Regions from separate parts of the Homo sapiens genome. Here region 2 is linked to region 1. The links are chromatin contacts, found by Hi-C in ENCODE. All regions are on one chromosome and are shown on one strand. The core of a region is the stretch at or near the end of the contact, and the rest is flanking DNA. Distances in the headings are between cores, read along the strand shown. Region 1 has its middle 30 kb from the start of EPC2. Region 2 overlaps MBD5 (methyl-CpG binding domain protein 5).

Region 1 (4,775 bases), core at 1,565-4,064:
TGATGAACTAAATATTTTGGGGATATAAATGTCTTTAAAAATATAAGGAGTGTTCTTTCACTGGGGCAGAGCCTCTGTTGGGTTAAAGCATCAGTGAAAAAAATTATGGGATTGGATTCCAGGTATCAGCAAGTTTGGTGGTTATGGGAGACATTTTTGGCTGCCTACCCAACAACCATTCCTCATCCCCCCTCCCCCCCCGCCACCTTTACCCCTTTTCCCTCATGAAAGAACTAGACTCCTTGATTTCAAGGAAGGTGGGGCCAAACCCTAATTTACAGCCCCAGGAATGGATAGTGATTGCTCTAGTCAGTCACAGGAATGTGAGTCTCCTCCACCAGTGACTGGACTGGTGATGGACATATGACTGAATTCTGGCTTTCATTCTCAGATAAAAGAAACAGACTCCTATTAGAAGAAAGCTCTTGAGCCCTTTTCTGTCCATCCACTTTGATTTGAGGATATGATGCCATGTGACCATTAGGCAACAGGCAGGGAGGAAAAAAACCAACTCCCTGAGGATGTCTGAGCAGAATAGTAGACAGTGTCTATTTCTGTGACATCACTGAGCCACTGATTGAACCCTGGACCTGCCTCTCTTTAATAATAATGGTTTAAACTACAATTATATCTCTGTGATTTGTATTCAAAAGCATTCCTAGCTAATACAGGGAGGGCAATATATTGCAAATGTAGCTGTCTTTTCAAAGTTTCCCAGATTATAATTTGTAGTTGATGAAAAAAAAAACCCATCTTTTTGGTTTTTTTGTTTGTTTGTTTTTCAAATAAGCCTACTTATAAAGCCCATCCTAGCTCTAATCTCAAATAGCACAGAGATCTGAGATTGGGGGCCATATTATGGGGAAGAGAAGACAGGCAAAGAATGGGGACTTCCCTCTGGATCTGTGTGGATTTGTTCAGCTATTATAATAGAGTTAATCAGGGATGGACATTACTGAAGTTCTTAAAGAGACTTATGCATTGACATCTTGAGATCCCACTTTTAGGGTATTTCCCTAGGTATAATATAATTAGGATCTTTTTAGGATTACTCTTAGGATCTTTTGTCCTGAGTTATTTTGAACACTTACCAAAAAGGTTATCTGGGAAATTCACTCAGAGCTGGCAGAACAATGAAGGAAGTTTTGGTGGAGATGGTGGTGGGGCACTCCAAAAGCTATACCTGTTACCCTTTCAAAGAGAGAAATGAAATTAGAAAAGAATATGCCATCATACCTGTGAGAAAATAGGAACCTGAAGAGGATGAGGATTTTCTAGCAGAGGAAATAGTAAACTAGCATGTGGAGTACTGGCCAGATATCAGAATCTGCCTCTGATCCCCTAAAAGACAGGATTCTTGAAGCCAAGCCAGTGCCATGCTAGCAGCAACAGAGTATGAGGAGGACATTTTGAAGAAGCAGCAGGCTATGTAGGTCTTGTTTCTGGAGGCAGAGGCAGAGAAATCTGTGCATGTCTGGATGGTTTCTGAGTGTCCTCACCCCAGGGGTTTTTTGCAGACTTGCTATAGGAGCAGCAGGCGCAGGAAACAGGAAATGGGATTCAGGAGGGTGTGAAAATAGCCCTATGTTCTTCATCTTCCCACTGCCCCAGTTCCTGGCTCATCTCTTCTCTGTGCAGCCTGTGACTGTGTCTGTTGGTAACTTCTTCCCATACTCCAAAGGCTATAAGCTTCAGAGAGCTCAGCTGCCAGGCTAGTGCCCAAGAGGGACAATAACGATAGTGAGAAGCTACATTCAGGGCCGTTAGCACTGGGAAATGGCAGAGAATGCTAGGAAGTCTATGAATGGCCTCCAAGGCTGTTTAGAGCTTATGAAGTCTTCCATTCTCCTTTTGCTGAAAACTCCCATGGAAGTGAAAGGAACCTCTGTCTGGTTTATTTCAAAGGGAGGTTTGTAAAAAGAAAAAAAAAACGTACTTAACTTTATCCAAGTAGCTTCTTACTGGCTAATTTTTAGAGCTAAATATCTTGACTGCTTTAAAACATTTCTTTTTCATATTACACAAAAGAACTGAGGATGGGGTCTGACAATTAGATGCATGTTCCATTTATACATTCTGTTTCTTGCTAGGGAGGTAGCCACTGTGTAAGCCCTTTTAGAAACTATTTTTAGGGAAAAACCACTCACTGATAAGAGTTCATCAGAATAAAATCAACTTAGGAGGACAGTTACTGCAAAGTATTCTTGTTATTTGGGATCAATGAACTCCAAATCCCTTGAAGCTGTTGCAGACCCACAAAATAAGTCTGTTCACCTGTTCACTTGCTAGCGAGAAAAGTAAGCAAGAATGTGCCCGGGGCACTTTTGAGTCATGGCCTGTATTTGGGGGGTATGAGTGGAATTCCAGAAGTTATGTGTAAATGAATAAGCATAACAACCACTTCACTTCCCTCACATGCAGGAAGCAGGCACAAAAAAAGGAGTGTGTGTCTGTGTGTGTGTTTAAGCTATAATCCTGCTACAATTACATCATTCAAAACAACACTATAAATAGTTTCAGTGACAGAGACACATTCAAGTTATCTCAAAAAATGTGTGCTGAGAGCAGTGCTTATCCTACTCCTGCTGCTGGTGATTTAAAACATTTAGGAACCCAGGAAAAGCCACATATCCTAGCCACAGGAAGAACAGGAACTGGAGTAGAGTCAGGTAAAAGGGAGAAGAGGAATTTGTCCAACTCCGCACATGTAGGCTGCCATCCATGTGACAACCAGCTACGCTTGGTGGGCCTGAGCTTCCACCTCATTATTTTTGCTTTCTCATAGTTTTTGCTTCCTCATCTTACTCAGAGTTTCTGTTTCCCTTTAGCTTCTCTGGCCACGTGTTGATCCACTGTGTGTCACAATTTCTCTCAATATACCCTTTCAGCCCCAGAGCTTGCTTCTCCCTGCCTCATTCACCAAGTATCTTAATCCATTTGCATTGCTATAAAGGAATACCTGAGACTGGGTCATTTATAAAAAGCGGAGGTTTATTTGGCTCATGGTTCTGCAGACTGCACAAGAAGCACAGTACCAGCATCTGCTTCTGGTGAGGGCTTCAGACTGTTTCATGGCAGAAGGCAAAGGGGAGCCAGTGTGTCATGTGTCAAGAGAGAGGGAACAAGAGAGAGGGAGGAAGGCACCAGGCTCCTTTTAACAATCAGTGCTGGCAGGAATCAACAGAGCAAGAATGTATTCATTACCAAGCCATTCATGAGGGTTCAGCCCCCATGACCCAAACACTTCCCATCAGGCTCCACCTCTAACATTGGGGATCAAATTTCACCATGGGACTAGGCAGAACCAAACAAACAATCTCCAACCATAGCACCAAGTATCTTCTCATCCTTTTTCTGGGAGAGAATTTGATGGTCCTGTTTATCTTTTTCTATACTGCTGGCCATCCTGAGGATTGATTGACCTTGGGTACAGCCAGTTGTAAACTAGGAATAAAGTCATGTGGTTCAAAGCATGACAGTCTCTATTTTTTTTTTTTTTTTTTAACAACCAGTCTCTTTCTGTAGCTCAGGCTGGAGTGCAGTGGCAAGCTCATAGCTCACTGTAAGCTCCAACTCCTGGGCTCAAGTGATACGCCCTCTTAAACCTCTCCAGTAGCTGGGATAACAGGTGTACACCACTACACATGGCTAATGTTTAAAAAAAATTTTCAGTAGAGACAGGGTCTCACTATGTTGCCCAGGCTGGTCTTGAACTCCTGGCCTCAAGAGATCCTCTTGCCTTGGCCTCTGAATGTGCCGGGATTACAGGTATGAGCCACCATGCTCAGCCCATGGCAGTCTTGGGCAGTCTCCTACCTAGAGGCAATGAATGAGGCAGTTCCTATTAATAATGGTAGGCACCATGGTTGACGTGTCTAATGTAAATGTGTGAGTATGTAGTTAAAATATCCTTTTGGCCAGGTGCAGTGGCGCAAGCCTGTAGTCCCAGCACTTTGGGAGGCCGAGGTGTGCGGATCACCTGAGGTCAGGAGTTGGTCACCTGGCCAACTTGGTGAAACCCCATGTCTTCTAAAAATACAAAAATTAGCCGAGCTTGGTGGTGGGTGCCTGTAATCCAAGCTACTCAGGAGACTGAAGCAGGAGAATTGCTTGAACCCAGGAGGTGGAGGTTGTAGTAAGCCAAGATCACACCACTGTACTCCAGCCTGGGTAACAGAGCAAGACTCCGTCTCAAAAAAAAAAAAAAAATCCTTTTAATTAAACTAATATTAAATTTTTTCATTCAGTTTGTCTAACAGGACTATAATTCATGTGTATATATATATGTGTGTGTACTTTATCCTGAGCATGAATAAACAGGGGAAAGAATATCATACTGCACGTCTTTCAACTGAAATGTTTACACCACCTTGAGCTTTTATTGACTATTCGATCTAAAGAAACCACTGAGCCAGTTGCCCCCAACTCACATCACTTTATTTCCTCCATAGTTCTTATTAGCCAAAATTATATTGTTTGTTTTATAAAGTATTGCCTCTCTTCTCCTCCATCCCCCAGAGTATAAGCCCCTTGAGAGCAGGGACTTGGTTGATCTTACAGACCACATTATTCCTCAGTACCTCAGACAGTGACTGACACAAATAAATATTTGTTAAATAAATGAATAAATAAATGTAGTTGATGATGAATGCACAAGAGAAAAATACTATGTATTCTTAAGATCTTCCACTTTAGAGTACATAAGAATCACCTGGTACTTATTAATACAGATCCCTTGCAAATATTCTCATCAAGTATTTCTAGGATGGAAACCA
Region 2 (4,775 bases), core at 1,219-3,718, 100 kb after region 1:
CAAGTCCATTTTAGCATTTTGCCAGTTTCTGTGGTGTAAAACTTTTACCCTGGCCAACCTTATGTCACAGGACTTAGAATTAGGAAGAGATGAGTACAATCGCCTCTCCGGATCCACTACAAGTTGGCTCAATTACATGCTTAAAAATAATGTTTAGACAGCAGCAAAGGGCAATGCTATCCAGACTCAAATGCAGAATGCTTTTAAAAAATAATATTTAAAAATTTTAAATAATGTTTATGGGTTTTTCAATCTGCCTATTCCTCCTAATCTTCTCCATACACATTTTTTAAAACAACTATTCTGTAGTAAAGAGCCAAAACTTTTTATAACTGAGGAAAGAAACTTTTTATAACTGAGACTGCAAACTAGTAATCTGTGGACCAAATGTGGCTGAAATGGTATTTTGTTTAGCCATATGGCACTTTAATATTTTTTAAAACAGTTGTCAACCCATAAAAATGAGAAAATTTACTTCTAGACTTCTAGTTTTATATGAAAAATGGAAAGATCTTGCAACATGAACACAATTTCCCAGATGTCTAAGATCTGCTGGAGCATGGAAGGAATGCCTTCTGGAGAGAGCACATGACTCCCAGGTTGCCCTGATCCTTATTACTCTCAACTACCTGATTTCCACCAGGACCAAATGTCCCGAGGCAGAGCCTAGAGAGATGATGGCCAAACTCATTTTCTCTTTTTCCTGGGCAGGCACATTCTATGTTCTATTTCCTATTCTACTTGAGTTAAGAAGGCCATATGATTAGGTCAGGTCAGTGGAAAGTCAACAGAATGAGCTTCCAGGTCTGGCTCATAAAACCTATGCTGGCAGTATTCTTAGCACGCTCTTTTCTTTTACCTTCAAGGCAAAATGCAAAGGATATAATGGAGCACTCTGAGGTCCTAAGAGAGGTGGTCACTAGATACAGAAAGAATCTGTGCCCTGGTGTGGAGCAACCCTTCCTCAACCAGCACCAGACTCAAGTGGGTAATGGCTTATACTGTGCTGAGCCTCTAGATTGGTAGCCTACCCTAACCCATGGATCTTCACTGGCATTTCTCATCCATTCCAACTGCTGTCATACCTGGCCCACTTTACTTACTGATATAATTTGCCTGGCCCTAGAAAACATTTGAGTTTATAATCCCCAATCTAGATCTTTCCTATAATTTTATCAGGAAATTTAATGTCTCAGGGCTTCAATTCACCCATCTGCGAAATGATGGTTTGGTTGGATTACAAAATCTCTAAAACCTATACTAATCCCATCATTCAATTGTCATTGGATGGTTTGTTGGGATTCAGATAACCTTGTAACATAAGGTCAAATAAAAGAAATTATTTTTCATGCTAAATAGCCTTAGACAATTCACATTTTTAACAGATTACCAAAATTATATTTTAAGTATTTACATCAGTCAATATGTGAACTGGAGCATAACGATTAAACTTCTCACACTCAATGCTATTATATGCACAGTTCAATAAAAATGGGATATGAGAGGTCTATATACTCTTGATCTTGACCCCACTGTCTTTTTGGTTCAATGGACAGAACAAAGTTTGCATTACTACATATATAAGCAACAGTAATGGCCATGGCCATTCACAGAGTCAAGTGCAGAAAGCTGTGGTTTGAACTTCAATATTTTGCTGCTCATATTTTAAACGAACGTTATGTGGCAAAACAAAATTACTTATCTCAGGAAGAAAGACATAGTTAATGTGGTAGGTTTCTTTTTCTTAAATGACTTTGAATCTTTTCTAATATTTGTCTTTTTTTTCTAGGCTAGTAATTTAGTATTGCTATGTGAGTTGTTTGACAATACTCAAGAGACTTTACCAAAAAGTGTAACACAATTTATTTTCAAAGAAACGTAGTATAATGGAAAAATAAATTAACTTACAGTCCCAGACATTTTGTCCAGTTCACTCATGGCCTCATGAATAGCAGCTTCTAAATGGTTATTTAGCTTTCCACTTCTGGAATTAATGAAAACAACACACCAGATTAAAAAATTAAAGAAACAAAACTCAATTTAATTTCCTAATCAGAAAACAAAAGTACCAATTCCACGAGAGAAAGCCAATTTATACTCGCGTTTGGAAAATTCAGATGACAAAACATCACTCTGGGATTCTTATCACTGAATACTAATGATTAAAGTCACAGAACTACTAAAAAAAGTTGAACAGATTGTGGGGCGGGGAGATGGACTTTTTCCTCTTCCACATGCTTCTTCCACAATCTGGTGATTTGGGAAGAAAGTTGGGCCACGGGTTCCCTCTCCCAGAGACGCCCCTCATGCTCCCTGGCTCCAGCCGGCCCTGTGTTGCTTCTTGTTTCTTTCTCAGTCAGCCTGACTGTGTGATCAGAGGAAGGGCGGAGGGGCTGAACTGCAGGCTCTGGCCACTAGGGAGCTCCCTCTGTCCTCTCTGGAGCGTCCTGGCTCTGGAGTTGAGCAAGTGAAGGCTGAAATGCCGGTGCGTGTTCCGGGGTGGGAAACAGCTTAACTCTGACGCACCTGAGGCTCCGGAGCCTGCCCCCCAGGGCCAAAAGCCAAAATGAGGTAACTATTTGAACAGATAAAGAATGACGGCCTCAGGGTGCCTATCACTTCTCTGACCTTTTCTCTCCACTTAGCATTCCATTACACATGTTTGGCCCGAATAACACACACGGTGCATCTGCCATTTTTGAAGCTTAGATCTATGAAGCTGTTGAACTAAAATCAGGTAAATCCATGCTACCCACCTCTGTGGTTATGTACACTTTGCCCATCCTGACTGTTAACTTGTTTTTCCTCCTTTATGCAATAAATAATTACTCATTTTTTCCAAGTGCTAAGGTGATTCTTTTCATTTACCCTGTCATGACAATTACTAGAAAAGCTGCTGGAGGTAACGTTTTCATAACAGGTGGTTAGCATGGGTTTCCATGAGTTAAGTCCTATCTTAGCATCTACCATGGAGACTGGAAATTTGCAGTCGTGGGAGAGTTTGGCTTACTGTTGTATTTAGTTTGGTTAGCATAGTGTTTTGAAACATTTTTGAACTTTAGTTCAGTTTACCATAGCTTTCCCTAGGTTTTTTCCTCACACACCAGGACTGGACAATGCATACATTGAGTTTCTGTCTACACTTTGAGAACTCCGAGTTTTCCACCCCTGAGTTCTATAGTGCTAGACATACCATAGATGCTCTATGTATTTGCTAAATAAAAATATTTGTCAAAGGTGGCCCAGATGGTCCTATGTTTCAAAAAATATATACGTACTTAGGTCAGTTTAACTGAAGGGAAAAATTAGTGTATTGGTTTTAACCAAATTATAAGGGGAATATGGCATCAACCCCTACCTTTTGCTGCCCTGTAAGCTAGTCTTTAGCTTTTATATTTTTGTCATTTATTTTTAGAAATTTTAAAATGCAGAGGAGTACATAGGATAAAATAAACCTAATATATTCCCCCGCTGGAAGGAAATGTTAATAAATTCCTTTAAGTCTTTTATATTAAAAAAATAAAGCTGGAGTTCCCTGTTACCTATCCTGGTCCCATTTTCCCTCACCTTCCCCCCTCAACTTTTAGTCTGCTTTTATACTTTAATCTAGTATTGTTTTATGTGTGTTTTTTTTTAAACACACACACAAAAGGTGTCATGATATACATACTTCTCTTTTTTCTCCTTATAACTGTTTTAAATACCATCTAGTTTGTATAATCTATTCATTCCTTCTAACTGGTATATAAGAAGTTTTTTTATTATGTATGTACTGTCTTCCTTTTACCTACCCATTCCAGTTTCAAGGGGCCCTGGTCATCTCATGGAGTCAGTCTCAGTTGTTTTCCTAATGAGGTGTCTGCCAAGCAAGCTCCTGGGAGCACTCTGCAAGGCCACCTAGGGTTTGCTGAGGCTGGGCTGGGGCCCCTTTTGCAGGCTGCTTGGCAAGGGTTCTGACAGTATTATCATTGCCACGTTGCCTGACAATATCGCACTGTGTGTAATGTGTTAAATAAATTTATCCTCACTATTTCTTTTGTATGAACATAAGTTTGACGTATTAACAAGTTTTATAAGACATTTATTTATTATAAATTTTGATTAAAATATCTTAGGAGTTTAAAATTGACTATATAAAGTTCCAAATATTTAAAATGAAGTTACAATGTTTTAATGAAAAACCTCCAGAGAACCTTGGTTCTCTCACATTTAATCTTAGTAAAAGAAATACCTGTTATTTATTAAAAAATGTCTATGTGCCAAGAATTTTTTTTTTTTTTTTTTGAGACGGAGTCTTGCTCTGTCGCCCAGGCTGGAGTGCAGTGGCGCAGTCTCGGCTCACTGCAAGCTCCGCCTCCCGGGTTCACGCCATTCTCCTGTCTCAGCCCCCTCGAGTAGCTGGGACTACAGGCACCCGCCACCGCGCCCGGCTAATTTTTTGTATTTTTAGTAGAGACGGGGTTTCACCGTGTTAGCCAGGATGGTCTCGATCTCCTGACCTCGTGATCTGCCCGCCTCGGCCTCCCAAAGTGCTGGGATTACAGGCGTGAGCCACCGCGCCCGGCCCAAGTATTGTATTAAAACTCTATATACATTATCTCATTTAATCCTTACAATAATTTGATGGAATAGGTATTATGACAACTGTTTGTATGTGATACTTCATGACTTTTTAAGAATTGGTGAAATTAATTCTAATTTTGTAATGAAGAAAATGGATATTTGACTATAGTTTTCAAAAGTGATAGTCATGGGTAAAAGATTTTTACCTAACC

Evidence for each region. Hi-C counts contacts between places; a loop is a spot of excess contacts on that map. Pooled maps may share reads with other maps.
Region 2: a map of left ventricle myocardium inferior shows a loop between it and region 1 (5-fold over the local background). The contact joins two enhancer-like sites. A Hi-C loop is called at or near these places in 1 of 168 maps with a recorded cell type or tissue (left ventricle myocardium inferior), 1 of 37 single-sample maps with no recorded cell type and 8 of 50 pooled maps.

Annotation. Positions count from the first base shown.
Region 1 is chr2:148,612,535-148,617,309 of GRCh38, reverse strand. No RefSeq gene overlaps it. Among named protein-coding and RNA genes, the nearest start is that of EPC2, 30 kb to the left of the region's middle. RefSeq lists enhancers at 2,763-2,892, 2,894-3,499. Within about 2 kb of position 2,814, at least 11 of the 41 ENCODE cell types and tissues checked have a DNase peak (open chromatin) inside an H3K27ac peak, as active enhancers do.
Region 2 is chr2:148,507,269-148,512,043 of GRCh38, reverse strand. It overlaps MBD5 (methyl-CpG binding domain protein 5), which reads right to left. Exons shown (of 14, transcript NM_001378120.1): 13 at 1,909-1,984. Among named protein-coding and RNA genes, the nearest start is that of EPC2, 140 kb to the left of the region's middle. Within about 2 kb of position 2,468, at least 6 of the 41 ENCODE cell types and tissues checked have a DNase peak (open chromatin) inside an H3K27ac peak, as active enhancers do.